2 separate regions of the Homo sapiens genome follow, and region 1 is linked to region 2. A link is an interaction called in ENCODE POLR2A ChIA-PET data of the cell type or tissue named here. Cell type or tissue: IMR-90. All regions are shown on one strand. Links, peaks and the distances in the headings refer to the core of each region. The heading gives the core; the rest is flanking DNA.

What was found. ChIA-PET counts read pairs that join two places held together with the same protein. Peaks named below come from ENCODE experiments on the same cell type or tissue, not always from the same donor. Only the 100,000 strongest peaks of a DNase experiment are listed, where the experiment ranks them.
Region 1: POLR2A ChIA-PET joins it to region 2 with 5 read pairs; 4 of 35 experiments call an interaction of 5 or more read pairs at or near these places.

The regions. Positions count from the first base shown.
Region 1 is chr13:44,994,918-45,010,993 of GRCh38, forward strand. It overlaps GPALPP1 (GPALPP motifs containing 1), which reads left to right. Exons shown (of 8, transcript NM_018559.5): 2 at 9,388-9,520; 3 at 11,285-11,386; 4 at 13,878-13,962. It also overlaps the pseudogene RN7SL49P. Among named protein-coding and RNA genes, the nearest start is that of GPALPP1, 13 kb to the left of the region's middle. In IMR-90, for the core only: no CTCF peak of the experiment used is centred there; no DNase peak of the experiment used is centred there.
Region 2 is chr13:45,345,265-45,361,340 of GRCh38, forward strand. All of the region lies in intron 3 of TPT1-AS1 (TPT1 antisense RNA 1), which reads left to right. Among named protein-coding and RNA genes, the nearest start is that of TPT1-AS1, 12 kb to the left of the region's middle. In IMR-90, for the core only: no CTCF peak of the experiment used is centred there; no DNase peak of the experiment used is centred there; H3K27ac peaks cover 182 bases.

The DNA.
Region 1 (16,076 bases), core at 7,121-12,120, 340 kb before region 2:
ATCTCGGCTCACCACAACCTCCGCCTCCTGGGTTCAAGCTATTCTCCTGCCTCAGCCTCCTAAGTAGCTGGGATACAGGCGTGCACCACCACACCTAACTAATTTTGTATTTTTAGTAGAGAGAGGGTTTCTCCATGTTGGTCAGGCTGGTCTTGAACTCCCGACCTCAGGTGATCCTCTCGCTTTGGCCTCCCAAAGTGCTGGGATTACAGGCGTGAGCCACTGCACCCAGACACAAGCCCCTATCTTTAAACACACACACACACACACACACACACACACACACCCCTTCTCTTTTGGTTTCTATGATACCATACTCCCCTCATTTTTGTCTCCTCTTTGGGCAGCTCCTCTTCATCTCGAATAGTTTATCTTCAATTAAACCTTCAGGTGTTAAAGATTCTGAAAGCTGACTCCTAAGCCCTCTTTTTTTTTAATACTCTATTCTCTCTTTTAAGTGATGATATTCCCACCCATGGGGTGAAGGTTTTTATATAAGAACTTAGATGCTTATCTAACATCTTTGTTTAATGATTCCCAGTGAGAGTTCCTATCAGAATCTTTAAAAAAGGAGATGAACTTCTAAAAAAAATCTTTCAATGTTCTAGCCAGTCTCTTCTTTCCTCCCCTGACAGGATTTTAAAGTATTCCAAGTTCAGGAGCAAAGACTAAATTACCCCCTAAGTCCCTGGGACTGTCCCAGTTTTAGCACTAAAAATCCCACATCCCAAGAAGCCCTTCAATCCCAAGCAAACCAGCACAATTGGTCACCCTATTTCTGTCTTCTGTAGCAGTGCACCTTAAACTTGAACATGCACATGGATTACCCAGAGATCTTGTTAAGATGCCAACTCTGATTCAGGTGATCTGGGTGAGGCCTGAGATTCTGCATTTCTGACAAGCTCCCAGCTGCTGCTGCTGCTGCTGGTCCTGCTGGTGCCAAGACCACAGTGTTTGTGGTGAGGGATGGGAGCACACGTGGCTTTCTCTATCTGTAGTTATTGTGCTGGATTGTTTGCTGGTTTGCCCCACTAAACCATGAGGAAAGGAACCACGTCCTAAGCCTCTGTAATCCCCAATACTAGCAGGGTACCCAGCACAAAGTGGGTACTCAGTAGATTCCTTTTGGCGGAGTAGAGGACAGTAAAAATTCCTGGTCAGGCGCAGTGGCTCATGCCTATAATCCCAGCACTTTGGGAGGCTAAGGTGGGAGGATCACTTGAGCCCAGGACTTCAAGAACAGCCTAGGCAACATAGTAAGACCTCATCTCTACTAAAAATTTAAAAATTAGCCAGGCATGGTAGCATGCACATGCAGTCTCAACTACTTGGGGGGCTGAGGCAAGAGGATTGCTTGAGCCCAGGAGTTTGAGGTTGCAGTGAGCTGTGATCACACCACCGCACTCCAGCCTGAGTGTTAAAACAAGACCTTGTCGCAAAAAAAAAAAAAAATTCCTTAAGAGGGGCCCAGGATTTATGGGGGTTGGAGAAGCCAGGACCTGCATGAATACAGCTAACCATAATCCTTTGTATGGAGTCTGGAAGAAACCTAATGGCTGGCTGGGAACGGGATTTTTTTTTTTTTTTAAACAGCATCTCACTGTCATCCTGGCTGGAGTGCAGTGGCATGATCTCAGCTTACTGCAACCTCTGCCTCCTGGTTCAAGTGATTCTCCTGCCTCAGCCTCCTGACTAGCTGAAATTACGGGGATGCACCCTCACATCTGGCTAATTTTTGTATTTTTAGTAGAGATGGGGTTTCACCATGTTGGCCAGACTGGTCTGGAACTCCTGGGCTCAAGTGATCCATCTGCCTCAGCCTCCCAAAGTACTGGGATTACAGGCGTGAGCCACTGTGCCCAGCCTCTTTTTTTTTTTTTTTTTTTTTTTTTCCAGTTTTTAAAAATTGTGATAAAATACACATAACATGAAATGTACCATCTTAACCATCTTTAAATGTACAGTTCAGTGGCATTAAATACATTCAGATGATTGAGCAACTATTACCAACATATCCACATCTCTTTTCATCTTGTAAAACAGAAACTCTGTACTCACTAAGTAATAACTCCTCATTCCCCCCTCCAGCTCCTGACAAGCACCATTCTACTTTCTGTCTCTATGATTTGACTACTTTAAGTACATCATTTGAGTGGAATCATACAGTATTTGTCTTTTTTTTTTTTTTGGACTGGCTTATTTCACTTAGCATAATGTCCTTAAGTTTCATCCATGTGGTAGCAGGTGTCAGGATTACCTTCAAGTGAAGATTCCTGAATCCAGTCTGTTATCTGTCCTGTGTTCCTCACACTCTGCTGTCCCAGAAGGAGATCTGACAAGCATGACCAGAGTAAAGAGGAGTGAGGGAGCACACAGGTCTGAGATGGAACAAGTTAACTTCATTTGAATACTCTGAAAATTGACTGCTGGAAAATGTCCCCCAACGTCATGTCATTAGAAACCCTGGGGTGCAAATATTTTCTCAAGAGCGATCCACAGACTCCATATGCTGTTCTATGGAAGCTGAGTGGAGCCTTGGCCATTTTGACTCTAACTCCAGTCTCCTATCTGCAGTGACCTTCACCTCCACTAATTTCACCTACATTTTAAGCTGGAGTAGTGAGTCTACCCTACTCCAGCTCCAAAAACTCAAATTCAAATCTCATTCTCAGCAAGAACCCCTTATTCATTCATTGTTCTCACTCAAGTTACTCCCATTTCATTTGCTTTTTATTTTTGTTTTTTAACCTCATTGAGCCTTCCATCCCTAAGTACTTCTATCCCTAAGTACTTCCATCTGAGAGGAGTGCTTACATCCCTACTCCTGTTAGACTCCATGGTCCACCCATTCATCCACTCTCTTGCTGGTGCTCTCAACTGCTTTATCCCATTGGGTATTCTGCCAAACCCATCTAACAAAAGCCCAGCCCTGGATCAGTCCAAGTGTTTACCCCTTGTGAGCCTACAGCCAGGCTTCCTAATGCTGCTAGAAGAAACCTCACGCCTCCACAAGCTAATGCTGCTAAAAGATGGCCTGTTCCCTAACTGGGTCCATAGGTCTGTCCAGTAATCCTCACAGGCTTCACCTCCTTTCTCTTCCCCAATCTGCAACCTTGGCTTTTTAAAACTTTCCCTTTCTTTCTAAAACTTTTATTTTTCCGTCTACTTCATTGAACAAGTAGATGCCATCATAAGAGAACTTCCTCAATTTTCTGTTACTGTATCTAAAAACTATCCTAAATCCACGCCAAGCTTTTTGTCTGCCCTTTGGTAACAATAGAAGAGGTATACTGCTTCCTTCTAAAGCTAATCCTTCCATTTTTACTCTGACTCCCTTCCCTGTCCTTAGGGCTGCCTGCCCTTAGCATTTAACCAAAACATTCAAATCTTTCCCATCTTTGAAGAAAACTCTACTTCATATCCCCCTCTAGCTGCATCTTTTTCTTTCTCACTGTCTCTGGGTCTTCTATTTTCTCCTTAACCCATTGCATTTCTGCCCTCACCAGTCCACTGAGACCCTCACCAATTCAAGGCTTCCTTTTCAGTCCTAGTCTTCCTTGACCTCACAGCAACATTTGGCCCCTCTCTATCCTCTCTTGGTTCCAACCATCCTGAACACCTTTCAGTTTTCTAAATGTGATGACTCTTTTGCTTTCAGGCTTTTGCAGATGCTTTTCTTTCTGCCTGGACTACTCTTCGTCCAGTCCCCACCTTCTTTGCCCAGCTAACTCAGGTCCCACCCCTACATCACTGCTTCTAGGAAACATTCTTTGATGTTAACTACCTACTGCCTGTAAAAGATGGGTTGGGTGCCCCTTCTTTATATTTGCATGATTTAACCATGTCATGGGGTCAGCAAACTTTTCTTGTAAAGGACCAGATAGTAAATACAGTTGACCCTGTAGATCTGCAGGTTCTGAGTCTTCAGGTTCAACCAACTCTAGATTGAAAGTACAATATTCAAGGGAAGTGGAACCAAGGCCATAGCCACAGATTTTGGTAGCTGCAAACAGGGGAGTTGGTCCTGGAACCAATCTCCCGAGAATACCGAGGGACAACTGTACTTTTGACTGTAGGTCAGTAGGCAAAATCAAGATTATTGTAAAAGTATGTGTACAACAAGAAGGAAGCAAACTTCACAAAATTTTATTGTTGCAATCTAAAACATAATACCATATAATTTTTTTGTAATACAGGTCTACTAATGAGAAGAACAGAATTGGTTTTGGGGGAGTAACATTTCATTTCATCGGAGTTCAAGTTAGCATTCCTAGTCATCAGAATCAGTTGTGGATGTTCATCTGTTAATGCTGATCTGTAATGAGATTTTTATGTATTATACTGAGTTCATTTTTTTATATGCATATCACAATTCTGTGTGATATGAAAGGGAAATAAGTGAAATATAAGGAACGCGTAACTCCTGTTCTCATGGAATTTATAATCTATTTGGAAAATTATCATTGCAATAGGAGAGCCTCCTTAATGACGACAAGCATCACTGCTTTAGGAGAGATATGGAATAGTTCATTACATGTTCCCAAAATAATTTTTTGAGATTATTCATAGTTCAGAAGGATATCTATAAAAAAGTGAAGCCAGACATGTCCTTACTTTTATTAGGGGGTCTGTATTGTGGCGTATACTGACTGACACTTTTAATATTCTTCTCTTTTTTCTTGAGACAGAGTCTCACTCTGTCACCAGACTGGAGTGCAGTGGCGTGATCTTGGCTCACAGCAACCTCCGCCTCCCGGGTTCAAGTGATTCTCCTGCCTCAGCCTCCTGAGTAGCTGGGACTACAAGCATGTGCCACCACGCCCAGCTAATTTTGGTATTTTTAGTAGAGATGGGGTTTCACCATGTTGGCCAGGATGGTCTTGATCTCTTGACCTCATGATCCGCCTGCCTTGTCCTCCCAAAGTTCTGGGATTACAAGCATGAGCCACTGCGCCTGGCCCCTTTTTTCTTTTTTATATCGCCATCTCAGTATTCTATCATTTCATGATGAAATAGTTGTTTATTTTGAACAACTCAAATAGAAATTAATGGTACTATGTGCTGAATGTTACTTTTTTATACTATTTTTCCGTGATTATTTTTAAAAGGCCAGGTTTTCTTAGATGAGTTTTATCTTCATCTGCTTATTATCTTTTTAAAAAATGTATATCTCGTTTGTTTCTTTAAAAATCCATGGCAATTTTTTAGTTGTAATAGCACCAGGTGTGGTGGCTCATGCCTGTAATCCCAGTGCTTTGGGAGGCCAAGGCAGGAAGATCACTTGAGGCCAAGCGTTCAAGACCAAGCTGGACAACATAGTGAGACCCTGGTCTCAAAAAAATAAATAAAATAAAATTTAAAAATTATCTGTGCATGGTGGCAAACACCTGTAGTCCTAGCCATGCAGGAGGCCGAGATGGGAGGATCGCTTGAGGCCAGGAGTTCAAGGTTACAGTGAGCCATGATCACTGCTTTCTAACCCAGGCAACAGAGCAAGACTAAATAAATAAATGAGTGAATGAATACATAAATAAAAGGTATGTGTGTACGTTATAATACCAAGAACAGCACATATTTAGACCATATTACACATCTAATTGCTTAAAATATATAAAAGAATAATAAAATTTTTTCTTGATACAAACCTATCCAAAATTGGCCAATAGTATACAATTGATAAATTACATGGATAGCAGTCACATATAAGAAGAGAAAGAAGCAGAAGAGGAAAAAACATATCTTCCCTCTTTAATGTACTTAGAATCAAGAAGATGAAAAGAGCCAATCACTCCTGTGGGGTCACACATGAGGTTAGAGGTCACATATAGTCTCTAAATTATAAATAAATTGGGGAACACTTACATACTAAGACATTAAGTCTTCTTTAGTAAACCCTAAACAGCAGTTGGAGATAGGAATCCCATCCATGATGCTTGATGTTTTCCTTTTTGCTGTAACGCAGCATGCCTTAGAGTTATTCTTTTCTAAGGCATGTTATTACCTGTTCTATAGTAATGCACCAAGAGAGATAGGAAAAATTTTTTTGAAATAGGCCAATGATTCCAAAACTAGCCTTAGTTTCTCCCCTGAGCTTTACACTGTAATAATGTTTGGCTATGTCCCCACCCAAATCTCATCTTGAATTATAGTTTCCATAATCCCTACATGTTGTGGGAGGGACCTGGTGGGAGGTAACTGAATCATGGTGGTGGTTACCCTCATGCTGTTCTCGTGATAGTGAGTTCTCATGAGATCTGATAGTTTTATAAGGGGCTTCTCCCCCTTTCTCTCTGCACTTCTCCTTCCTCCTGCCATGTGAAGAAGGATGTGTTTGCTTCCCCTTCCACCATAATTGTACGTTTCCTGAGGCCTCCACAACCATGCTGAACTGTGGCTCAATTAAACCTCTTTCCTTTATAAATTACTCAGTCTCAGGTATTTCTTCATAGCAGCATGAGAACGGACTTACACACCCTATACACCCTAGTATGCCCAAGTACCACTGATAGCACCACCTAAATTTTTAAGGCTGTATGAAACTTAAAATGTGAAAAACAAACTCTCAACTCTCCCCTCCCAGCCTATTTTCTTCCCAGCCTTCTCCATATTAGAGAATACCATTGCCCTTCACCTGCCTAGCTAGTCAGGCACAAAACCTAAGACCTATCCTTGGTTCCTTTTTTTTTTCTTCTCACCTCTAACATCCAAACCATTAGCAGTCCTCTTTGCCCTTACATCAGAGTATGTTGCAAATCAAACCTTTTTTTTTTCTTTCTTTTTTTTAGATGGAGTCTTGCTCTGTCGCACAGGCTGGAGTGCAATGGCGTGATCTTGGCTCACTGCAACCTCCACTGCCAGAATTCAAGCAATTCACCTGCCTCAGCCTCCTGAGTAGCTGGGATTACAGACGCACACCACCATGCCCAGCTAATTTTGTATTTTTAGTAGAGACAGGGTTTCACCATGTTGCCCAGGCTGGTCCCGAACTCCTGACCTCGGGTGATCCGCCCACCTCGGCCTCCCAAAGTGCTGGGATTACAGGCGTGAGCCACCACACCTGGCCCACACCATTTTTTATCAGCTTTCTAATGCATATCCCCTGTTGCTGATCTCTCTTGTCTATTGTCCACAAGCTGACAGTTTTTTGTTTGTTTGTTTGGTAATTCATATCATGTCTGTCCTGACCCACAACCTCCCAATGACTGCCTGTTGTAATTAAAATCCAAACTCCTGCTGGATGTGGTGGTGCATGCCTGTAGTCCCAGGTACTCAGGAAGCTGAGGCAAGAGGATCGCTTGAGTCCAGGAGTTCTGGGCTGTAGTGCGCTATGCATTCTGGTATCCACACTAAGTTCAACATCAGTATGGTGACCTCCGGGAGTGAAGGACCACCAGATTGCCCTAAGGAGGGGTGAACCAGCCCAGGTCGGAAACAAAGCATGTGAAAACTCTGGTGCTGATCAGCAGTGGGATCGCACCTGTGAAAAGCCACTGCACTTCAACCTGGACAACACAGTGAGATCTCGCCTCTTAGGGAAAGGGAACAGAAAAGGGAAAGGGAAAGAGAAGTCCAAACTCCTTATTGTAGCCTGTACTAGCATTTATTGAGCACTTGCTATATGCCAAAGACTTTGTTAGGTGTTTTGCATATATTAACTGATATAATCTTCACAACAGTCCTGTGAGGTTGAAACTATTATTAACCTCATTTTACAAAGCAAGAGTGTAATAGGAAGGTTAAGTAACTTATCCAAATCACACAGCTAGTAAGTGGCCAACCTGGAATTCAAAGCACAGAGTCTGCCTCCAAAGCAAGAGTCTGGCCCCTTTATACCATCCAACTTGATGTCGTCATTTTGCTTTTCTTTAGCCACACTGGCCTTTTTATTCCTCAAGCACATCAGGCTTGCTCCCTGCATAGGAGTTGTGCACTGGCTGTTCCTCTGTCATCTCATCATTTAAGTCTCCATTCAAATGTCTTTTTCTCAGAGAGATTTTTGCCTTACCACTGTCTTTAAAATTACCCTCCCACATATACAGTGTCACCTTTTTCCTATTTTCATAGTAGCATTTACACTATCTGAATTGATCTTAATTCTTTTAATGTTTGTTTCTCTAGAAGTATTTACTTAATAACTGTTGTTGGATGGATGGTTGCTGACTATTGAGTATTGGCTAGTATAGTGGTTAAGGATATAGGCTTTGAAATCAGACTCCTGGGTTCATGTCACAGCCCCACTACTTAGTTGTATGAAGTTAGGCAAGTCACTTAACAATTCTTGGCCTCAGTTTCTCCATATGTAAAATAGAAATAATATCTCCCTTATAGGATTGTTATCAGAATTAAATAGAATAATGTGTATGTCTCTTAAAACAATTCATAACACCTAAGAACTCAAACCATGTTATTTGTTATTTATTTATTACACTTAAGTTTTTGTAGTAACAAATATTACTATTACTATAATATTGAATGAATGGCATACCCAGAATACTCTTTGGAAAATCATGTTTCCAGGCCCTCCTCCAGGCCAACTGGGTTAGAATATCTGAGAAAAGGGCCCATGAATCTTTTAAAAATACATAGATTTTAGGGAGTCTGATAAATATCCAACCTTGGGAACTATGATAGTAGGCTTTTAGCATCACTATTTAGGATCAACCTGGACAGTTGTGTCTGTGTGACATCATCAGTGACATCATGACACTGCAGTGACACCATATAGTAATTTGTAATTTTGCTGAGATGTAAAGTGAGAGCAAGTCATTCTGATAAGTGGACCTAGAAGACCCTTACCACTCTCCCTAACATCCCCATTACAGTGCAGCCTCATTCTCTTCCCTGTATCTCTGTTGGCAAGCAGTAAAACTTAGAGTGACTCTAATTTTATTTCTGCTTGGAAAATCATCTCAAAAAGAAAACTAACCAAGAAATATGGGGATGCCAGGAAAGATTTTTTTTTTTTAAGTAGTGGTTCTACCGTAAACTGTAAGAAAAAAAAAAATCATGAAGCCATTGGGGTTTTTTTTTGTTTGTTTGTTTGTTTTTTTGTTTTTTTTGGCAGGTGCACCAACCAATGCAAAAACTGCACATTATCAAGGAAATTACATGCTATTGCTATATCTATAAGTTCGGGTTTATAAGTTCAGATATTAACAAAGCTTTTGTGAATCTCATGAAAGAGATTGTGTAAGACATGATTTCTGCCTTCCTAGAGCTGGAAAGACAAAACCACTGTACACAAACAACAGCAATTGAGATTAAAGTGAATAATAAATGATAGACAGCCAGTGCTGTTTATTTCAGAAAAGAAAGTGAAAAATATCAGCTAGAAGGGTTCATTGAAACAGTAGTGGCTAGTGATGACAAACAACAAGTGTTCTTTAGTTGCAGGACCAGCTCTGCCCCCTAATTATAAAAGCAGTAGTTCAGATTCATCAGACAGCGATGAAGACAGTAGTTCTTTGTACGAAGAAGGAAATCAAGAATCTGAAGAAGATGACAGTGGTCCAACTGCAAGGTCAGTCATTTAATTAAATTAAATGATAGACCAAACTTCAGAGCTAGTATAAGTTGGCTGGAACAGATAGCTAGTAAGGGGATATCATATTTCCATTTATACAGCACAGGGAGAAATCATTTTGTGTGGCATTTCATCCTGAATTATACCTTTTACAAAGAAATTTATTCTAGTAGTTTGCAGCTATAGAGATATCTAGAATTTCAATATATATGTATATTTTTTCCTGAGACAGGGGCTCACTCTGGCGCACATGCTGGAGTGATGTGGCACGATCTTGGCTCACTGCAGCCTCTGCCTCCCAAGCTCAAGCGATCCTCCCACCTCAGTCTTCTGAGAAGCTGGAACCACAGGTGCCCGCAAATTTTTGTATTTTTTGTAGATTTTTTGGTATTTTTTGTAGAGATGGGGTTTCATCATGTTGCCCAGGCTGGTCTCAAACTCCTGGACTCAAGTGATCTGCCCGCCTCAGCCTCAGAAAGTGCTGGGATTACAAGCATGAGCCACCACACCAGCCAATAAAATTCTTACATAAATGATTTTTCTTAAGATGTCATTGAAGTGCCAAAATAGGCTACATAAACCATAGAATTTCTTATTAAAATTATATATGCAGTGTATGTTTTCTTTAAATAAACTAATGGTTTTCTTTTTTTTTTTTTTTTTTTTTTTTTTTTTTGAGATGAAGTCTCACTCTGTAGCCCAGACTGGAATCCGGTGGCACGATCTCAGCTCACTGTAGCCTCTGCCTCCTAAGTTCAAGTGGTTCTCCTGTCTCAGTCTCCCAAGTAGCTGGAACTACAGGTGTGTGCCACCATACCTGGCTAATTTTTGGATTTTTTAGTAGAGACAGGGTTTCACCATGTTGGCCAGGCTGGTCTTGAACTCCTGACCCCAAGTGATCTGCCCGCCTCGGCCTTTTAAGGTGCTGGGATTACAGGCATGAGCCACTGTGCCCAGCTGAATGATTTTCCTCTAATCTGGCCTTACCCACTATGAGTCTATGTAAATGAGAAGTCAAATCTTTGTTTATTATTGAGTAACAAGCTTTTTTGATTCATTTTAAATATTATCAGGTGGAAATAGCAACTTAAAACCCTTCCTTAGATGAGAATAAAAGTCACAGTCATAAACTTTTTACTGAGAAACATCTGACCAATAGACTTTGAAACTGCATTGAGGGGAATCTTTAATACCACAGAAAATATAGAATAGTGATATATTACTGCTGTAAAGAAATAACCAATCTGTATTTTAGGCCAAAAATAAATTCCAGGAAAAGACTAGTTACGAACTATTGTCGTAGGCCAGGTGCAGTGGCTCACGCCTGTAATCCCAGCACTTTGGAAGGCCAAGGTGGGGAGATCACTTGAGGTCAGGAGTTCGAGACCAGCCTGGCCAACATGGTGAAACCCCGTCTCTACTAAAAAATACAAAAATTAGCTGGGCGTGGTGGCGCTTCCCTGTAATCCCAGCTACTTGGGAGGCTGAGGCAGGAGAATTGCTTGAACCTAGGAGTGGGAGGTTCCAGTGAGCCAACATCACGCCACTGCACTCCAGCCTGGGCAACAAGGCAAGACTTCCTCTCAAAAAATAAAAAAAAAAAAAGAACTATCGTAGTATCCAGTTTTTATTTGGCAGGATTAATTTATTGTTGCAGTGTTTATACAACTAGATTTAATGCTTTTTTAAAAAAAATTAAAATGTGCTTTTGTGAAAAAAATTTTGACATATATGCATAAAGTTATACTACTATGTTTTCAGAAAACAGAGGAAAAATCAGGATGATGACGATGATGATGATGATGGGTTTTTTGGACCAGCCCTTCCTCCTGGATTTAAAAAGCAGGATGATTCTCCTCCAAGGTGATAATGTGTAATATTTTAGGCCAGTCTTTCTTTAAATATTTTAACTAATGAATCTTTAATGAATTAAAGAATTGTCTGAAATTATGTTTTAACTGAAATATTTATATAACATTTTGAAATGGGTCATTCACCAGGAAAAGAAGTTGTTTCCTACAATAAAAATAATTATTTACATGTTTATGACACTTTCATAGTTTACAAAAAACTTCCACATCTGTTATTTGATATTCACAAAAGTGTTTTGTGGTAAACGAGGTGGATCACCCCTCTCCCCACTTTATAAACAGATAAGGTCACACACATAGTAGCAGACCTGGAGCTAGAATCTTGATGTTGTGACTTTTAATTCAGTTGTTTTCTTAATTATTTATCAATAGAAGAAACACATCCCCATGTGCCATGTTAGACAATTGGACTAACTTCTCTGAATCTTAAATTTGTTATCTGTAAGCTAGGATAACAGCATGTACTTTACAGAATTGTGATGATTGAGGTTTCATAGTTACATACCTTGACTTTGTGTGTGGGTGTTTAATTTATATGGAGCCTGGCACAGAGTAAGTATATAGTAAATATTTATTCCTGTCTTCTTCCCAGAATTGTAAAATTTTTAAATGCCAAATATAAGATCGCACATCAAATTGTTTATAATTCATAATACTGTATACCAATATGCAAGAACAAGCAGAAAAGGCTTTTTATTTTATATTCAAAGTTTATAATCACATTTGGCAGCTCCTAACTTCCATTAACTTTAGTTGTTTCAGATATACAGGGATAGGCAATCTACAGTCCCCAAACTAAAAATGATTTTTGCATTTTTGAGAGTAGCTGAAAAAACAAAGACAGATATGCCACAGAGACCCACATGTGGCTCTCAAAGCCTAAGAGTTACTATCTAGCCCTTTATAGAAAGTTTGCTGACCCCTAGGATGTAACATTCCTTTTAAGAAAACATATTACTTAAATGTATACCAATTTTATTCTTAAGAATATTATTTTGGCAATAATAAAATGTATGTGTAAAATAAACAGCTGGCATTATATATTGGAGTTAGAAACCTTTTATAGTATCATAACATGCCATGGTTTTATTCCTTTACTATGTTTTATGATTTTATATACCAGTAATTTTATCACCACCAATCCCCTGAGGCCAGAAAGTTAAGCTATAATTGCATTTGTAGATTGCTAAAAATTGTACTCAGAAAAAACCTATGCTGTACTCATAGCTTATAAATGATACCTAATTTTATCTTTTTAACAGTGCCAAACTTCCCTGTCTTTCATAAGCAAATTGTTCTGCTCAAAGAAGTTTCATGAATCAAGACAAGAGATTATTAAATGGTCAGGATGGGAACCCAGACTTTCTGACTGTCAGTACTGTTATTTCCCCTGCCAGGATGCCTGTCTGTGGGGTTCTGATAGAACATGGTGCAACCTGGAAATTTTAGCTTAGGACTTCAGTGCCATCTGGGTTGGTAACACTGGCACAGTGACAACTATGGAAAAAACATTTGTACAAAAGCAAGGATGAAGAATCTTAAAAGTGTGAAAGAGAGCATTTTTTTATTTTTTATTTTTATCTTTTTAATTTTTTCCTTCATAAAGTAAGGCTGTCTCCTTTTAAGACCCAGTGTTAAGGCAAGTCTCTCTTTTGAAGTGATGACAGTTGCCTCATTATTTGGCAGTAGGGCAGCTGGAAAGAAAATGCACTTTGACATCAAGTAGACCAGGGTTTAAACTCTAGCTCAGCCACTTACTAATTGTGTTAATCTTGGACATGATTTTGCTCATCTTAAAAGTGGAGTGACTTACACTGACCAGGATTGTTTTAAGGAAACAGATGCACTGCTTGAAATATGGTTAGCACGGTACCCTTTTCCCTTTCTGTGGGTCTTAATGAACTAGCTGCATTCTTCTACAGTTCCACATCATTACTGAGGACAATGTATAGATTTTTAATACTGCCATGTTATATAGACCACAGATTGCTGGCATTGTCTGCACATGCTATATATGTCCTTAGAAGAACTCAATTTCTACTTTGGTAGTTCTGACCATAATTATAATGCCCCTAAGGTATCTTTCACGGGATAATGAATCTCAAAACTGAAGGAAAGCCAAGGCACAAAATAAAAAAAGACCATCACAGATTTTAGTACATCAATTTTTTTAAAACATTGCCATTTTTATTTAATATAGTTCTTTTTAGGAAGTGTGCATATGCCAGTGTCACAAAGATTGAGAATTATTGGCTTAGTCTCTAATTATTGACTAACAAGTAGAAAAGTCAAATGTGAAAATTAGGTTTTTAAAAGACGTCTAGCAGAAAGATACTAGGTAATACTAGTAAAAATAAAGTGTTAAATAAAATTCTTATTTTCAACATTTGTCACTATTTGGCTTTATTATTTTTGTGAACTTTTATTCTTATAACTGCTTTTTAAAGTCAGGGAGAATGATAAAAGTACATTTTATTTTTCAGGCCCATAATAGGTCCTGCATTGCCACCTGGTTTCATTAAATCTACACAGAAAAGTGACAAGGGCAGAGATGATCCAGGACAACAGGTATCATCATCCCATTTCAACTCTAAGGTTTGGAAAGTTTTCATTGAAAGAATAAGATGTATTGTAACAAACTCCAAACTTTATGCATGCAGTTACTACAACCACTGGACTCAACTGTAATGTAAGACTCAGTTATATTCAGATTAATTTAAGATTGTAACATAAGTAGATGAAATAAAAAGCTGTTCACAAACCTGAGATTCTGTTAGGAAAATAACAGGATTGACGGGGTGTTACCTATTCATACTTCTTATCTTTGAAGGGGGACTTTAAGGTGTTAGAAGGATGGAACATGAAGAAAAGTTTAAGGAATGATTGTGATTTGGCCTTTAGGAGAGAAGGTTGAAGAGCTTTTTAACAATGGTCTTTACCTTGAAATTTACTTTCTCCTAACTAAGCTTTAGTATCTGTGTATAAAAAAATGCACTGGTGGATAAGTGATTTTAGGAAAAGATAGACCAAATGACTTTGGAGTAAAGTATAAAGGCTGTTTTTCTCCTTAACAAGAGTTGAGATTTGTAGAGTACTTTACAATTTGTAATGCATTTTCCCTGTATGTGGACCTTATTTTATCTTCTCCACGGTTTCATGAAATAGATATTATCTGCACCTTACAAATGCTAAAGACCAAAAAAATTGGGTACCTTACCCAAGATTACACAATTTTTACTGATCAAAGCCATGGCACAAACCCAGTTCTTATGACTTTAAATCACTTGTTCAATCTGTTATACTGCAGTGCCTTCCTATGTATGAATTCATATATTCCAGAGACTCCTGTTTATCTCCACTAAGAATTCAACAGTTACACTGAGGTTGTTACTCAAAGGATGTATAATGCAGTGGTTAAAATTATGAATTTCAGAGTCATTTACTTATTCTTTCAACAAATGCTCATAGAACACCCACAGTGTGGCAGGCACATAGTCACAGAAATGAATCTGTCAACAAATTATTTTGTTCCTATCTTCATAAGACATCCAGGACTCAGCCACTTCTGCTCCCACCCTGGTCCAAATAACCATCAAATTTCACCCCTTTTATTGATTTTCATGCTTTATGTAGCCCTTTCTCCTCTATTACCCCTTCTCAACACAACAGCTGAAGGGGTCCAGATGAAACAAAGGCAGATCAAAGTCAGATCATGTCACTAACACTCAAAACCACCAAATTACTCCTCCTCTCCCTAAGTCAAAACCAAAGTCCTTTTAGGGCCCTATACAGTCTGGCCTCTATTAGCACTCTGATTTTATCTTTTGCTTTGATGTGACCACACTGGGCTCCTTGCTGTTCCTCCTCAAATACAGCAGGCCACTTCCTACTCCTGAGCCTTTATGCCTGCTGTCCAAGCCTATGCAAAATGGTCTTCTCCTACATATCTATGTGGCTGGCCTCCTAGACCTTCAGTTTTTTTGCTGGAATATTATCTTTCCAATACAGTCATCTCTGGCCTCCAAATTAAAATATGCTAACCTCCTCTTCCCTTCTTTAATTTTCCCCATAGTATTTATTACCACCGAAGATACTATTAATTTTACTGCTTCTTTTTGTTTATTGTTGACCTCTTTCCGCTAGAATGTGGCTCCATAATAACAGAGATTTTTTTTATCTTATCACCAGTGCCTTATACATAGTAGATATTCAGAAGTATTTGTCGAATGAATGAATGAATCAAACACAGTGCCTGCCCTCATCACACTTACAAGGTAGTGGGGAATACATACATCAGTTTCTAACATTGTCAATTATTCAAAAGATGAGACAAAATATAAATGGAACCATGATGGGGGAATGTAATCTGAAAATGAGAAAAAGTCTTTTTCAGCCAGGCGCAGTGGTTCATGCCTGTAATCCCACACTTTGGGAGGCCAAGGCGGGTGGGTTGCTTGAGCTCAGGAGTTCAAGACCACCCAGGGCAACATAGCAAAACCGCATCTCTACCAAAAATACAAAAAAATAGCTAGGCATGGTGGCACATGCCTGTGGTGCCAGCTACCTGGGAGCTGAGGTGGAGGATGGCTTGAGCCCAGGAGGTGGAGGTTGCAGTGAGCTGAGATCATGCCACTGCACTCCAGCCTGGGTGACAGAGCGAGACCCTGTCTCAAAAAGAAAAA
Region 2 (16,076 bases), core at 846-5,845:
GTGGATCACCTGAGGTCAGGAGTTCAAGACCAGCCTGGCCAACATGGTGAGACCCTGTCTCTATTAAAAATACAAATATTACCTGGACGTGATGGCAGGCGCCTGTAATCCCAGCGACTCGGGAGGCTGAGGCAGGAGAATCACTTGAACCCGGGAGGTGGAGGTTGCAGTGAGCCTAGATAGTGCCATTGTACTCCAGCCTAGGCAGGCCAAGGTGGGAGGCTCACTTGAGGCAGAGTTTGAGACCACTCTGGGCAACATAGCGAGACCCCATCTCTGAAAAAAAAAATTGTTGAAAACACCTCAGTTTTCTCTCCCTCTGAAAAAGAAGCTACTGTCTATAGAAACAAAAGGCGGCCCGGCGTGGTGGCTCACGCCTGTAATCCCAGCACTTTAGGAGGCCGAGGTGGGTGGATCACGAGGTCAGAAGATCAAGACCATCCTGGCCAACATGGTGAAACCCCGCCTCTACTAAAAAATACAAAAAATTAGCCGGGCGTGGTGGCGGGCGCCTGTAGTCCCAGCTATTTGGGAGGCTGAGGCAGGAAAATGGCGTGAACCCGGGAAGCAGAGCTTGCAGTGAGCTGAGATCGCGCCACTGCACTCCAGCCTGGGCGACAGAGCAAGACTCCCGTCTCAAAAAAAAAAAACAAAAGGCATAGACTTCGCTCAAATTGTCACCCTCTCCACAGGCTATCCTTGACCATCATGTTTAAAATTACAATCCCTGCCTCTTGGAAATCCCTGTGTTTTTGTTTTTTTTCCTTTTGAGACGGGATCTCATTCTGTTGCCCAGGCTGTGAAGCGGCACAATCACAGCTCACTGCAGCCTCCACCTCCCTCCTCAGCCTCCCGAGTAGCTGGGACTACAGACACGTGCCACCATGCCTGGCTAATTTTTCTATTTTTAGTAAAGTCAGGGTTTCACCATGTTGGCCATGCTGGTCTTGAACTCCTGGCCTCAAGTGATCCACCCACCTTGGCCTTTGAAAGTGCTGAGATTACAGGCATGAGCCACCACGCCTGGTTTTTCTTTCTTTTTTTCTTTTTTTAATTTTGAGACGGAGTCTTGCACTGTCGCCCAGGCTGGAGTGCAGTGAGGCAATCTCGGCTCACTGCAAGCTCCGCCTCCCAGATTCACGCCATTCTTCTGCCTCAGGCTCCCGAGTAGCTGGGACTACAGGCACCCGCCACCACGCCCTGCTAATTTTTTTGTGTTTTTAGTAGAAACGTGGTTTCACCATGTTAGCCAGGATGGTCTCGATCTCCTGACCTCGTGATCCACCCGCCTCGGCCTCCCAAAGTGCTGGGATTACAGGCGTGAGCCACCGTGCCCGGCCCCATTTATCCCTAATATTTATTTGTGGGACTAATTAACCAACATGTTATTTCTTTTCTTTTTTTTTTTTTTTTTTTTTGAGATGGAGTTTCGCTCATTACCCAGGCTGGAGTGCAATTGCACAATCTTGGCTCACCCAAACCGCCACCTCCTGGGTTCAAGCGATTCTCCTGCCTCAGCCTCCTGAGTAGCTGGGATTAGAGGCATGTGCCACCACACCCGGCTAATTTTGTATTTTTAGTGGAGACGGGGTTTCTCCATGTTGGTCAGGTTGGTCTTGAGCTCCCGACCTCAGGTGATCTGCCCACCTCGGCCTCCCAAAGTGCTGACATTACAGGTGTGAGCCACCATGCCCAGCCCCAACATGTTATTTTCTTATACTTACTTTATTTTCTGTCTCCCCTCCAGACAATGTAAGTGCCATGGAGGTTGAGAGAGTTTTTTTGCTCACAGTTGTATTCCCGGTGCATTAAACAGTGCCTATGGCTGGGTGCAGTGGCTCATACCTGTAATCACAGCACTTTGGGAGGCCAGGGTGGGCAAATCACTTCAGGTTAGGAGTTTGAGACCAGCCTCTAGGTCAGGAGTAGAGACATGGCAAAACCCTATCTCTACTAAAAATACAAAAAATTAGCTGAGCCTGGTGGCATGGGTCTGTAATCCCAGCTACTCGGGAGGCTGAGGCACAAGAATCCCTTGAACCTGGGAAGTGGAGGTTGCAGTGAACCAAGATCATGCCACTGCACTCCAGCCTGGGTGACACAGTAAGACTCCGTCTCAAAAAAAAACAAAAAAACAAAACAAAACCATAGAGAAGAGCTCTTCCCTGGGAGGAGGAAAAGTGGCCTAAGACATAGTTAAATCATAAAAGCAAGTTGTAGAACATCACTCCTTCATTTAACACCCAGATACACATGACAAAAACCAATAGACTGCTCTACCTATGTGTATATATTTACAAAAGCAAACATGAGAATCTAGAAGGTTATGCATCAAACTGGTAACAGTGGCTAATTCTGGGAGGCAGCTGGGGAAAAGTGAGTGGTCAAAGGGGAACTATAGCATTAATTGTTTCAATTTAATATCCAATAATGTTTCATATTTAATATCCAAAATATTCTTTTTCTCATAGATACCAAACATAATAATGCAAATAAAGTATGGGGAAGTATTTATATCATATGTAAACAATATATAAGGAAAATGCACCAAAGAAATAAGCATATATACCTGAAACAAGCTAAGGGAGGGCCATGCATAAATTGTTGGCCAGGCGCAGTCGCTCACACCTGTAATCCCAGCACTTTGGGAGGCTGAGGCAAAAGGATAGCTTGAGCCCAGGGTTTCAAGACCAGCTTGGGCAATGTAGTAAGACCCCGCCTCTACTTTTAAAAATAAATGAATAAATTGTGTGGCTGGGTTTTCTGATCACTCAAGCAGTATGTGAGTGTGAGTGTGTGTGTGCGCGCATGAGCACGCACAGGAGTGAACTAGCTTGATTTTTGAAAAATGGACCCATAAATTGTTTTGCTAAAAATATCAGCAAGTCCTTATTTGGGAGTAGTGAAGAGGGGCTGGGTGAATGCTTGCCAACATGCCGCAGGAGGAAGATAAATTATCTTTTTACTTTCCACGTTTTCAAGTGAAGAGCATAGTGAGGTGGGAATTAGAGATAATAGAATTTGAAAAGCATATTAATTTTTTTCATTATGCTTTGCCTTGCTTGAAAAATTATTGCTAGCAGCTTTTAGAGTTCTATGTAGCACAGCTCCCTCAAACATTAAGGAGGCCATTGGTGCAAACCGAAAATACAAATAAGACAGTAAGGTGAAGCCAGGGGTAAGGATGATATCAAAGGATGTGTCATCAAGTCCTGCACAGTTGTCAGAGGTGGACTTCACACAAGGCATTTCTCTCATGGGCCCTCATTATGTGATTTAGTCTCAACGAAACCCCTACAGTGAATTTAGTAATGGGTGGCCTATGGCTTCTTTCTTTTTTATTTTTTTATTTTTTGTGATGAAGTCTCGCACTGTCGCCCAGGCTGGAGTGCAGTGGCGCTATCTCGGCTTACTGCAACCTCCACCTCCCAGGTTCAAGCGATTCTCCTGCCTCAGCCTCCTGAGTCCTGGGATTACAGGCATGCGACCACACCCAGCTAATTTTTATATTTTTAGTAGAGACAGGGTTTCACCGTGTTAGGCTGGTCTTGAACTCCTGACCTCGTGATCTGCCCGCCTTGGCCTCCCAAAGTGCTGGGATTACCAGGTGTGAGCCACCACACCTGGCCGGTTTATATCTTTTTACTTTTCTTTTTTTTTTTTTTTTTTTTGAGACGGAGTCTTGCTCTGACACCCAGGCTGGAGTGCAGTGGCGCAATCTCGGCTCACTGTAACTCTGCCTCCCAAGTTCAAGCGATTCTCCTGCCTCAGCCTCCCAAGTAGCTGGGATTACAGGTATGTGCCACCACGCCTGGCTAATTTTTTGTATTTTTAGTAGAGATGGGGTTTCACTGTGTTAGCCAGGATGGTCTCGATCTCCTGACCTCGTGATCTGCCCACTTTGGCCTCCCAAACTGCTGGGATTACAGGCATGAGCCACGGTGCCCAGCCCATTTCTTACAACTTTCTTCGGTGTAGGCCTAACCTTCATATTCAGTTCAGTAAAAATAAGCCTACTGGTAGGTGGAACAAAGGGCTCCTGCCTCACAGCTTGCTTGCTTGCTGTCTGTCTTTTCTTTCTTTCTTTCTTTCTTTCTTTCTTTCTTTCTTTCTTTCTTTCTTTCTTTCTTTCTTCTCTAATGAAGTCATAACTTAACAGCTTTCTGAGGTCTGGATTGATCCACAGGTAAAATTTTTTCATGATCTGTAATGGACAGAATATTCTTCCAGCAATCTGCCACAAGTATTGCTTCAGAACAAAGACTTGAAGGGCAGAGAACATTGGCACATACCCTCTAGGGAATCCCAAACCGTCCCCAAGATTTCTGCTGATGTTTATATTGTCATAATCACTGATGACATGTGGGAAGGAAGAGAGTGGATTACATCACAGCAATGGAACTTCAGATTAAACTCTGAGTGTCCCTGTGCTTAAAATATTATCACTCACCCACCATGACTTCCCGCAGTCCCCAACTCAGACCAGCTCACTGGCTCTTGTCTCTCTTTCCTCCTTAGCCCCACTCCCCATCAGTAGGAAAAAATAAGTGACAAATCCCTCTTGTTTTCCCATAAAGAGGCAGCATAAATATTCTTTTTTTCCTTCCTTAAAGGCCTCTCACTTTTATTACAGGTAACTTATTAAAATATTTTCCTGAAAGCAGTTCTTTCCCTAAAGGAGATTGTCTACTAGCGCCAGAGTGTTTGATAAAAATTGAGTAGTATTAGGCCAGGCTCTGTGGCTCACGCCTGTAATCCCAGCACTTCGGGAGGCCGAGGCAGGCGGATCACCTGAGATCAGGAGTTCGAGACCAGCCTGACCAACATGGAGAAACCTCGTCTCTACTAAAAATACAAAAATTAGCTGGGCGTGTTGGCACGTGCCTGTAATCCCAGCTACTCGGGAGGTTGAGGCAGGAGAATCGCTTGAACCCAAGAGGTGGAGGTTATGGTGAGCTGAGATCGTGCCATTGCATTCCAGTCTGGGCAACAAGAGTGAAACTCCATCTGAAAAAAAAAAAAAAAAAAGAAATTGAGTAGTATTAGCTTTTTATTAATTCATTCAGCAAATACATATGACGCAATCACGATGTATCAGGTTCACTCCTACTAGATGTACATGAACAAGGCCTTTCCCTGAAGGAAAAGTGGAATAGACATGAGATTAAGCATGCAAATTACAGCCTCTTCCTCAGAGAGCTGCCGATAGCAACTAACCCTGACAAAAGTCAATCACAATATCAGTTCCTTCCTCTACAGAGTGTTAAAAGTTTCTCGGCTGGGTGCGATGGCTCACGCCTGTAATCCTCTGTAATCCTGAGAAAGTGCCTGTAATCCTGGCACTTCAGGAGGCTGAGGCAGGTGGATCACTTGAGGTCAGGAGTTCGAGACCAGCCTGGCCAATATGGTGAAACCCTATCTTTACTAAAAATACAAAATTTAGCCGGTTGTGGTGGCGGGCACCTGTAATCCCAGCTACTTGGGAGGCTGAGGCAGGAGAATCGCTTGAACCTGGGAGGTGGAGGCTGCAGTGAGCCGAGATCATGCCACTGTACTGCAGCCTTGGCAACAGAGTAAGACTGTGTCTCAAAAAAATAAAAATAAAAAAAGAGTGTTAAAAGTTTCTGAAGAGAATAGTCAAAGCAAATTTTTAAACTTTAGAACTCCTTTAATAACTGTGTTTTCAGCAGTGACCTAAAATTGCTAATGCTTACCGATATGACCATCTTGGGGTCTCTGAGGGGCATTGTAATGGCGCCCTTATTCCTCACCAGGGTTCTGAAGCAATTAAGATATAAGAACAGGGAGGCAGCAGATGGAGACTAAAATGTCACCTTTACTACTGACAAAGGCTAGGTTGGAGGGCAGAGATTTTTTTTTTTTTTTTGGAAAAAAAAATTTTTTTTGAGACAGAATCTCACTATTTTGCCCAGGCTGGTCTTGAACTCCTGAGCTGAGGCAATCCTCCCGCCTCAGCCTCCGCAGTAGTTGGGATTACAGGTGTGAGCCACTGCACCTGGCAGAGGTCAGAGACTCTGTGAGCAAGTGACTTCCTAATACTTTATAAGACTTAAGCCTAAAATGAGACAGACAGGCCTCTAAACCTTACTAAGTAGAGGAGGGAGTGGTAGGCCAGCTCCTAATAGGAAAAAGGGAGAGAAAGAGGCTACACATGTCAGTTTGTCCTTCCAGATTCCCCATATAGGTGACAAGGGGAACAAGGCCATGGGCAAAGCAGATTCTCACAATGGAGTATGGTTGATTCCTTACAGGATCTCCTTTTGAAGTTAGAGAGAGTAGCTATACCTTAGGAAATCTGGCTGGACAATTAAGCTGGGTTTATTAAGAATATATGCAGGATGAAAGTGGAGTTAGCTGGTACCCATCCCTGGGCCTTATGGTTGTGGAGGAGTTCACTTAGGGTAACTATCCTGTATGTGCTGGCAGTGGTGGGGGAAATACTTTTGTTCTTGGGGCCCAATCTGTTCCAGGTGGCCATGAACCTGCTTGTGAGCCTGTGGTGAGGAAGATGAGAACGAGAAGGGGACAGCTCTTGGGACTGGACATTAGTGCTTTCAGGTCGATCTGTGATGCTTACCCCGGTTTTTGTTCTGTTTTCGTTTTTGGGACAGGGTCTTACTCTGTGACCCACGCTGGAGTGCAATGGCACCATCACGACTTACTGAAGCCTCCACTTCCCGGGCTCAAGTGATTCTCACACCTCAGCCTCCTGAGTAGCTGAGACCACAGGTGTGCACCACCACACCCCACTAAATTTTCTGTTTTTTTTGTCGAAATGGGGTTTTGCCATGTTGCCCAGGCTAGTCTCAAACTCCTGGGCGCAAAAGATCTGCCCGCCCACCTCGGGCCTCCCAAAGTGCTGGGATTACAGGCATGAACCATAACACCTGGTTTACTCAGAGAATAGCGAACGCTTCCTTGTGCCAGGGAAGGTGGAGCAGTCATGACTCAGGCTTCGGGAGCCTCAGGCTCGCAGCTACAGGCTTATACACACTCACATCAAATGCTAATGGGGCCCGAGTCAGAAAGAAATTAGCCAGACTAAGAAAAACAAGACTTTGGAAATATAAACGTTTGAATGAACATTTTAAGCATGGTATCTGCCTGCCACCTTGGTTCTCAAAGTGGTCTCCCAGACCTTTTCAGGGATCTATTACATCAAAACTATTTTCAGGGTTTTTTTTTTTTTTTTTGAGACTGAGTCTCGCTCTGTCGCCCAGGCTGGAGTACAGTGGCACGATCTCGGCTCACTACAAGCTCCGCCTCCTGGGTTCACGCCATTCTCCTGCCTCAGCCTCCCAAGTAGCTGGGACTACAGGCGCCTGCCACCACGCCCGGCTAATTTTTTGTATTTTTAGTAGAGACGGGGTTTCACTGTGTTAGTCAGGATGGTCTTGATCTCCTGACCTTGTCATCAGCCAGCCTCGGCCTCACAAAGTGCTGGGATTACAGGTGTGAGCCACCGCACCCGGCCTTGTTTGTTTTTTGAGACGGAGTTTCTCTCTTGTTGCCCAGACTGGTGTGCAACGGCGTGATCTCGGCTCACTGCAACCTCCACCTCCTGGGTTCAATTGATTCTCCGGCCTCAGCCTCATGAGTAGCTGGGATTACAGGCATGTGCCACCATACCCGGTTAATTTTGTTTTTTTTTTTTTTTTTTTTTTTTTTTGAGACGGAGTCTCGCTCTGTCACCTAGCCTGAACTGCAGTGGCGCGATCTCGGCTCACTGCAAGCTCCGCCTCCCGGGTTCACGCCATCCTCCTGTCTCAGCCTCCCGAGGAGCTGGGATACAGGTGCCCACCACCACGCGTGGCTAATTTTTTTTTTGTATTTTTAGTAGAGAAGGGGTTTCACCATGTTTGCCAGGATGGTCTCGATCTCCTGACCTCGTGATCCGCCCGCCTCGGTCTTTCAAAGGGCCAGGATTACAGGCGTGAGTCACCGCGCCTGGCTAATTTTGTATTTTTAGTAAAGACGGGGTTTCTCCATGTTGGTCAGGCTGGTCTCGAACTTCCGACCTCAAGTGATCCACCTGCCTCAGCCTCCCAAAGTGCTGGGATTACAGGCATAAGCCACCTCTCCTGGCCATTTTTTTTTTTTTTAAATAGAGACATGGTCTTAGTATATTGTCTGGGCTGGTCTCAAACTCCTGGGCTAAAGCAATCCTCCTGCCTCGGCCTCCCAGAGTTCTGGGATTACAGGCGTGAGCCACTGTTTTTAAGGCTGGGCACTGTGTGGCTCGTGCCTGATATCCCAGCACTTTGGGAGGCTGAGGAGGGAGGATCACTTAAGGCCAGGAGTTTGAGAACAAGACCAGCCTGGGAAACATAGTGAGACCCTCTCTCTACAAAAAAAATTTTGAAAATTAGCCAGGTGTGGAGGTACATATGTGTGGTTCCAGCTACTTGAGAGGCTGAGGTGGGAGGATTGCTTAAGCCTGGGAGGTTGAGGTTGCAGTGAGCCGTGTTCATGCTACTGTACTCCAGCCTGGGTGATAGAGTGAGACCCTGTCTCAAAAAAAAAAAAAAGTTTTTAAAAAGTGTAAAAGACTTCCAAGATGAAAAGTTGGAGAATTACTGGCCTACCGTAATACAAACCCCATGTCAGGATCTGGAAATATGCAAATAAATGAAAGGTTAAGGAATACACACTAGCCAGGTGCACACAAGCAGGGTATACCATTAGCTGATTCTTTTGAGCAATTAGTTTTTATTATATGGACCCAGTCTTATAACTGATCATGTTTCCCTTCTCTCTTTGACTGCTAGCAAGCTCAGAGCCAAATTTGGGCTTATTTCTGTTAACAGGATCTTACAGAATGCTTTTATGTTACAGCTTACTCCTGGTTATACCCAATTTCACTACTTTCATTTCCCCTTTGTCCTGATTTGTTTTGCTTTTGTTTTCTTTTTTTTGTTTTGAGACAGGGTCTCCCTCTGTCACCCAGGCTGGAGTTCAGTGGCGTGATCTGGGCTCACTGCAACTTCTACCTCCCAGGCTCAAGCAATACTCCTACCTCAGCCTCTCAAGTAGCTGAGACTATAGGCGTGCACCACCATGCCTGGCTAATTTTTTGTTTTTTTTTGTAGAGACAGGGTTTTGCCATGTTGCCCAGGCTGGTCTCCATCTCCTGAGCTGAAGCAATCTGCCAACCTCGGCCTCCCAATGTACTGGGATTACAGGTGTGAACCACATCACCGTCTCAATCACCGTCTCAATTTTTTGTTTTGTTTTGCTTTTTGTTTTTTTTTTTTTTTTTGAGATGGAGTCTCGCTCTGTCACCCAGACTGGAGTGCAGTGGCACAATCTCGGCTCACTGCCACCTTTGCCTCCTGGGTTCAAGTGATTCTCCTGCCTCAGCCTTCCAGATAGCTGGGATTATAGCTTTGCACCACAACACCTGGCTAATTTTTGTATTTTTAGTAGAAACGGGGTTTCACCACATTGGCCAGGCTGGCCTCATACTCCTGACCTCAAGTGATCCACCGGCCTCAACCTCCCAAAGTGCTGGGATTACAGGCATGAGCCACCATGCCCGGCCTCAATTTTTATACCGAGGATTTTCCTCGTATGTATTTTACTTGCTGTGCTATCAGGTATACCTCTGTAAACCACATACAATTCTGTTTGAAACAAGGCAGGACACAAAAAAGAAATACCTAGAGTGAGAACTCATGGAATTTCAAATCTTTTTTTTTTTTTTTTGAGATGGAGTCTCACTCTGTCGCCCAGGCTGGAGTGCAGTGGCACAATCTTGGCTCACTGCAACCTCCGCCTCCCGGCTTCGAGCAATTCTAGTACCTCAGCCTCCCGAGTAGCCAGGATTACAGGCACATGCCAGCACGCCTGGGTAATTTTTGTGTTTTTAGTAGAGATGGGGTTTCACCATGTTGGCCAGGTTGGTCTCGAACTCCTGGCCTCAGGTGATCCACCCTCCTCAGCCTCCCAAAGTGCTGGGATTACAGGCGTGAGCCTCTGCACCTGGTCCAAATCTTTTTTAAAATGCACTCTTAAAACTTGGGAATGTATAAAATACCATTCCTGCCTTTGATGAACTTAAAAATCTATTGTCATACGTGTAAATGGTTACCAGAAACAACAGAATATGATAGATCACAAAGGTAGTACAAGCAAAGTCCATAGGAAGGGTTGCACCTTCTCCCCAGAGGCAAAGTTAAAATGAATGGAGCTACCAGGATTTAGCGTTTCTTTTGTAGAACTCTAGGAATTCAGGGAAAGAGAGGCTCATTCCTGCCTTAATGGGAGGTTTCAGGGGAAGAGAGGCTCATTTCTGCCTTTATGGGGGGTTTCAAACTTCAGTAGAAAACACTGTAATTGGAAAATGGCTTGAAGACTAATTGAAAACATCAGCATATTACCAATTCTGAGATGCATGTTTTTCACATTTTAAGATTTCTCATCTTGGGATGCATCTTATGGTATGCCATGATTACTTGTCAGAATTTTTTTTCTAAGTGATACATAAAATAATCATGCTTCTTATGATTGATAATGTCTTAGATTAGATGAAGACCATTATTAGTTACTATTATTATTATTAATTTTGAGACGGAGTCCTGCTCTGTCGCCCAGGCTTGAGTGCAGTAGCACGATCTCGGCTCACTGCAACCTCCGCCTCCCGGGTTCAAAGGATTCTCTCACCTCAGCCTCCTGAATAGCTGAGATTACAGGCACACACCACCATGGCTGGCTACTTTTTTTGTATTTTTAGTAGAGACAGGGTTTCGCCTTGTTGGCCTGGCTGGTTTTGAACTCCCGACCTCAAGTGTTCCACCAGCCTCGGCCTCCCTAAGTGCTGGGATTACAGGTGTGAGCCACCGCGCCCGGCCTTATTATGATTATTGTTATTATTTTGAGACAGAGTCTCACTCTGTCGCCCAGGCTGGAGTGCAGTGGCGCGATCTCAGCTCACTGCAACCTCCACCTCCCGGGTTCAAGCGATTTTTCTGCCTCAGTCTCCTGAGTAGCTGGGATTACAGGCGTGCGCCACCACACCTGGCTAATTTTTGTATTTTTAGTAGAGATGGGGTTTCACCATGTTGGTCAGGCTGGTCTTGAACTCCTGACCTGGTGATCCACCCGCCTCGGCCTCCCAAAGTGCTGGGATTACAGGCGTGAGCCACCGTGCCCAGCCTAGTTAGCATTTTAACATGCCATATGTCTACCACAGTGGTTCTCATGGTGTGGTCTTTGAGATGTCTGTAGCATTGTACAGCAGAATGTGGCCTACTGCAGATGAATGCTGTGTGGCTAACAAGTTGCTAGAAGACCATCACCTATTGAATGGAGAGAGGTGGGGACAGACTAATGGAAAGCAATGAAGGTCTCAGCTTCCAGTTCTGGGTTTTCATCCTCCTCTTGCCTCAACCTCAAAGACTCTTCCCAGCTCAAGAACTGGGGGCCACCCTTGATAAAGCTTTATCTGGCCCCTGATGTATTCTCATCTCCCCAGCTACCTTGGCCTAGATCTGCAGAAATCCCTTTCCTTTTCTTTCTGTAAAGCAAAAGCTGAAAATTTTCAAAAATAACATGACCAGAGAACAAAAGAAAATCAAGTACAGAGAAAACACTGTAGCATGAAAACAAACGTATGGATTTTGCATGAATTTCAAAACAGATTTTACAACTTTCTCATCCTAATGGATGTAAGGTATAGCTACAGGTTTGGCTAATGGAAATTTCAGGGCACCTGCTCTTTCCCCTTAAAGCTATCAGGGTGGAGTGCCAAGCTCACTCTTGACCATGTGGATTTGGGTGGGCATGGAGAGAGGCATGCTGGGAGATTCAGGCCCTCCCCAAATCACCTTCCATGTGCAGTCTGCCAAGGCCACGTTGCTGACTGGGGTCAAGACAGCCTACAGCTGCCTTGTTCCTGAGGCCATGGCCGGATAAGGAAGCCAGCTTCCAGTCCAGCCCTTCCGATTCCTCGCCACACTTCAAGCTTATGGCTCTGATTGCCACTTCTTCCTGGAAGGCTCAGATATAACTTCTGAAAGTCGTGTTTTCACCAGGACCTCTTTTCCTGTGTCTCCTTCACTTGCTCAAAGGAAGCAGATGTCCTGTGGTTTCTCCCTGTAAGCAAAGATTAGTTTCTTCACCAGTTCTGGTCAACTAGAACCTGGCCCTTACCTTCCCGGTAGTCATGGAGCCTGTGGTTTGGCTGGCTCCGCACAGGGTTAACAAATGCCTCTTGGGGAAGACAGTGTGGTCTGGTGGAAAGAACCACCACTTACTAGCTACATGACTACTAAGCCTGCAAGCCTCTGTTTCCTCACCTGTAGAATGGGGTGTGACTTTCACAGTAGTTGTGAGGAGTGACTGAAGTCAAGCATATAAAAGCAACAAGAAGGGACAGGTGTGGTGGCTCACGCCTGTAATCCCAGTACTTTGAGAGGCTGAGGCAGGCAGATCACCTGAGGTCAGGAGTTCGAGACCAGCCTGGCCAACATAGTGAAACCCTGTCTCTACTAAAAATACAAAAATTAGGCGTGGTGGTGTGGGTCTGTAATCCCAGCTACTAGGGAGGCTGAGGCAGGAGAATTGCTTGAACCCGGGAGGCGGAGGTTGCAGTGAGCCGAGATCACACCACTGCACTCCAGCCTGGGCGACAAAGTGAGACTCTGTCTCAAAAAGAAAAACAGACAATTTTTTATAGCAATGGGACATCATCTCACAAGGCATTTGTTTCACTAAGAGAGGAATTTTGAGACACATGGTATTTCCAAAGCACTTTCTGGCCAAGGAGCTCAAATGACCGTACGGATATTCTTAAGGAATGAGAATTACCACTTCCTTTCCTGGCAGCTTTCTTTTTTTTATTATTTTTTTTTGAGACGGAGTCTCGCTCTGTTGCCCAGGCTGGAGTGCAGTGGCGTGACCTCGGCTCACTGCAACCTCTGCCTCCCAGGTTCAAGCAGTTCTCCTGCCCCAGCCTCCTGAGTAGCTGGGATTACAGGCACACTTTTCGCTGGGTGCGGCGGCTCACGCCTGTAATCTCAGCACTTTGGGTGGCTGAGGTGGATGGATCATTTGAACCCAGGAGTTCGAGATCAGCCTGGGCAACATGGCAAGACCCCATCTCCACAATAAATATAAAAATTAACGAAGCATGGTGGCACACACCTGTAGTCCAAGCTACTCGGGAGGCTGAGGTGGGAGGATCACTTGAGCCTGAGAGGTGGAGGTTGCAGTGAGCCGAGACTGTACCACTGCACTCTAGCCCGGGCAACAGAGTGAGACCCTGTCACACAAACAAAACAAAACAAAACAAAACAAACAAAAAAACAAAAAACGACTCCACCCCTGCCTGTTGCCCTCTTCCCAGAATATATGGGACTTCACACCACACACACACACACACACACACACACACCAGTTTGGCCACTCATCAAGGAATACATCAAACAAACACTTTTACAGCTGATTGCTTTACAGGATCATAATTTTAATTTCTCAGAGATCTCATTTAGTTTTCTCTACCAGTGATACCTATGACAGTTTCTATTATCAGAATGTCCTGACTTTAAGCATCAGGGCCCTAACTCAAGTCACCAGAGGCAGCTTGAAGAGGACCTCTGCCTTGGCATGCTGTATGAATGTTTGTGTCCTTAGGGCTGGCCGAGCAGGGCTCAACCTGGGCACTTTAAAAACATGGTATCTGGCCTGAATTCATGGCCAAGGATATTTGTAAAATGATGTGCTTCTCATTGGGAATAGAAGGCACATTAAGGTTGGAGGCAGAGGAGAATGGAAAGCACAGTTCCTATGTTAGCTCAGACAGGAAATGATGGACATTCAATTCCATAAGCCCAGCGTGTGACAGCATTCTGAAATAGATTGCCTTCAAGTTTCTTTTTTTTTTTTTTTTTTTTTTTGAGACTGAGTCTCGCTCTGTCGCCCAGGCTGGAGTACAGTGGCACGATCTCGGCTCACTACAAGCTCCGCCTCCTGGGTTCACGCCACTTTCCTGCCTCAGCCTCCCGAGTAGCTGGGACTACAGGCGCCCGCCACCACGCCCAGCTAATTTTTTGTATTTTTTTTAGTAGAGACGGGGTTTCACCATGTTGTCCAGGATGGTCTCGATCTCCTGACCTCGTGATCCGCCCGCCTCGGCCTCCCAAAGTGCTGGGATTACAGGCGTGAGCCACCGCGCCCGGCCCAAGTTTCTTGATTTTATCTGGATCTTACACCACTTTGAGAATCTGATAAAATATATTGACCTTTTCCTCAGAAAAATGCATATATCCACAAAATTTTGCATATGATATTAAGTGTTTATGAACCTGGCCTGGCTAACTTTGTATTTTTAGTAGAGACGGGGTTTCAACATGTGGGCCAGGCTGGTCTCAAACTCCTGACCTCAGGTGATCCACCTGCCTCGGCCTCCCAAAGTGCTGGGATTACAGGCATGAGACACTGTGCCCAGCCAAGATTCAGTTCTTAGAATGAACCAAAGTGCTCTTTGTCCTGTTTGCTGTCTTGGCATTTCCACTGATGTTAAATCTCAAGAGGTGAAATCTGCACACAAATACTCACTGTCACTCAGGAGGACGCAGCTCAGGAGGTAAGGTGGACATCACTGAGTTGGTACAGGTCTTACATGCAAGACAGAAGCCGTGTTCTGGAGATTTGCTGCTCTTCTTTGGTGTTAAGCCTCTTGCTTTATTAAACAACTAAGTCATGATGAACCATTGGAAGGAGCTGCGCTGTTTCCAGTTTGTCTGGAGGACATATTAAAAGACTAGTTTCTGGAATACATTTGTGTAACTTAATTTTGTTGATGTTTTCTTATTTGATGTCTAGTAATACTTTTTTTTTTTTTTTTTTTTTTTGAGATGGAGTTTTGCTCTTGTTGCCCAGGCTGGAGTGCAATGGCAAGATCTCAGCTCACCACAACCTCTGCCTTCTTTTTTCTTCTGTTTTTAAAACTTGTGGTAAAATCTAGATAACAAAAAGTTTGCCATTTTAACCATTTTTAAGTGGACAGTTCAGTGGCATTAGTTACATTCCCAATGTTGTGTAACCACCACTATTATCCATTTCCAGAAGGTTTTCATCACCCGAAACAGAAACTCTGTACCCATTAAATAGTAACTCCCCATTCTACCCTTCTCTCCCTCCATAACCTCTGTTTTACCTTCTGCATCCATCAAGTTGCCTGTTATAGATAATTCACATAGAATCATTCAGTATTTGTTTCTTTTTGTATCACGTATCAAAATTTCCTTTTTTTTTTTTTGCTTTTGAGACAGTCTTGCTTTGTCGCCCAGGCTGGAGTGCAGGTGCACAACCATGGCTCACTGCAGCCCTCACCTCTCCTGCTCGAGAGTTCCTCCCACCTCAGCCATCTGAGTAGCTGGGACTACATGTGTGCGCCACCATACCCAACTAATTTTTTGGTTTTTTTTGTACATACGGGGTTTTGCCATGTGGCCCAGGGTGGTCTCGAACTCCTGGGCTGAAGTGATCCACCCACCTTGGTCTCCCAAAGTGTTGGGATTACAAGCATGAGCCACTGCGCTGGAATGCAATGACACGATCTCAGCTCACTGCAACCTCTGCCTCTCGGGTTCAAGTGATTCTCCTGCCTCAGCCTCCCAAGTAGCTGGGAGTAGAGCCATGCGCCACCACGCCCGGCTAATTTTTGTATTTTTAGTAGAGACGGGGTTTCGCCATGTTGGTCAGGCTGATCTCGATCTCCTGACCTCAGGTGATCACCTGCCTCAGCCTCCCAAAGTCCTGGGATTACAGACGTGAGCCACTGCGCCTGGCCTATGCTTTAAAATAAAAATAGAGATTGGGTGTCTGGCTATTATGTTGCCCAGGCTGGTCTTGAACTCCTGGCCTCATCCTTCCCCCTCCACCTCCCAAAGCACGGGGATTATAGGTGTGAGCCACCACATCTTATCCTTCTGGTGCATTTTGAAGGTAGAGACCCTAAGTCAGATTTGCTGATGAATCAATGTGGGGGACGTGGCACAGTTAACCACTCCCTCCCCTCCCCTCCCCATCCCCGTCCCCTCTGTCGTCCCCTC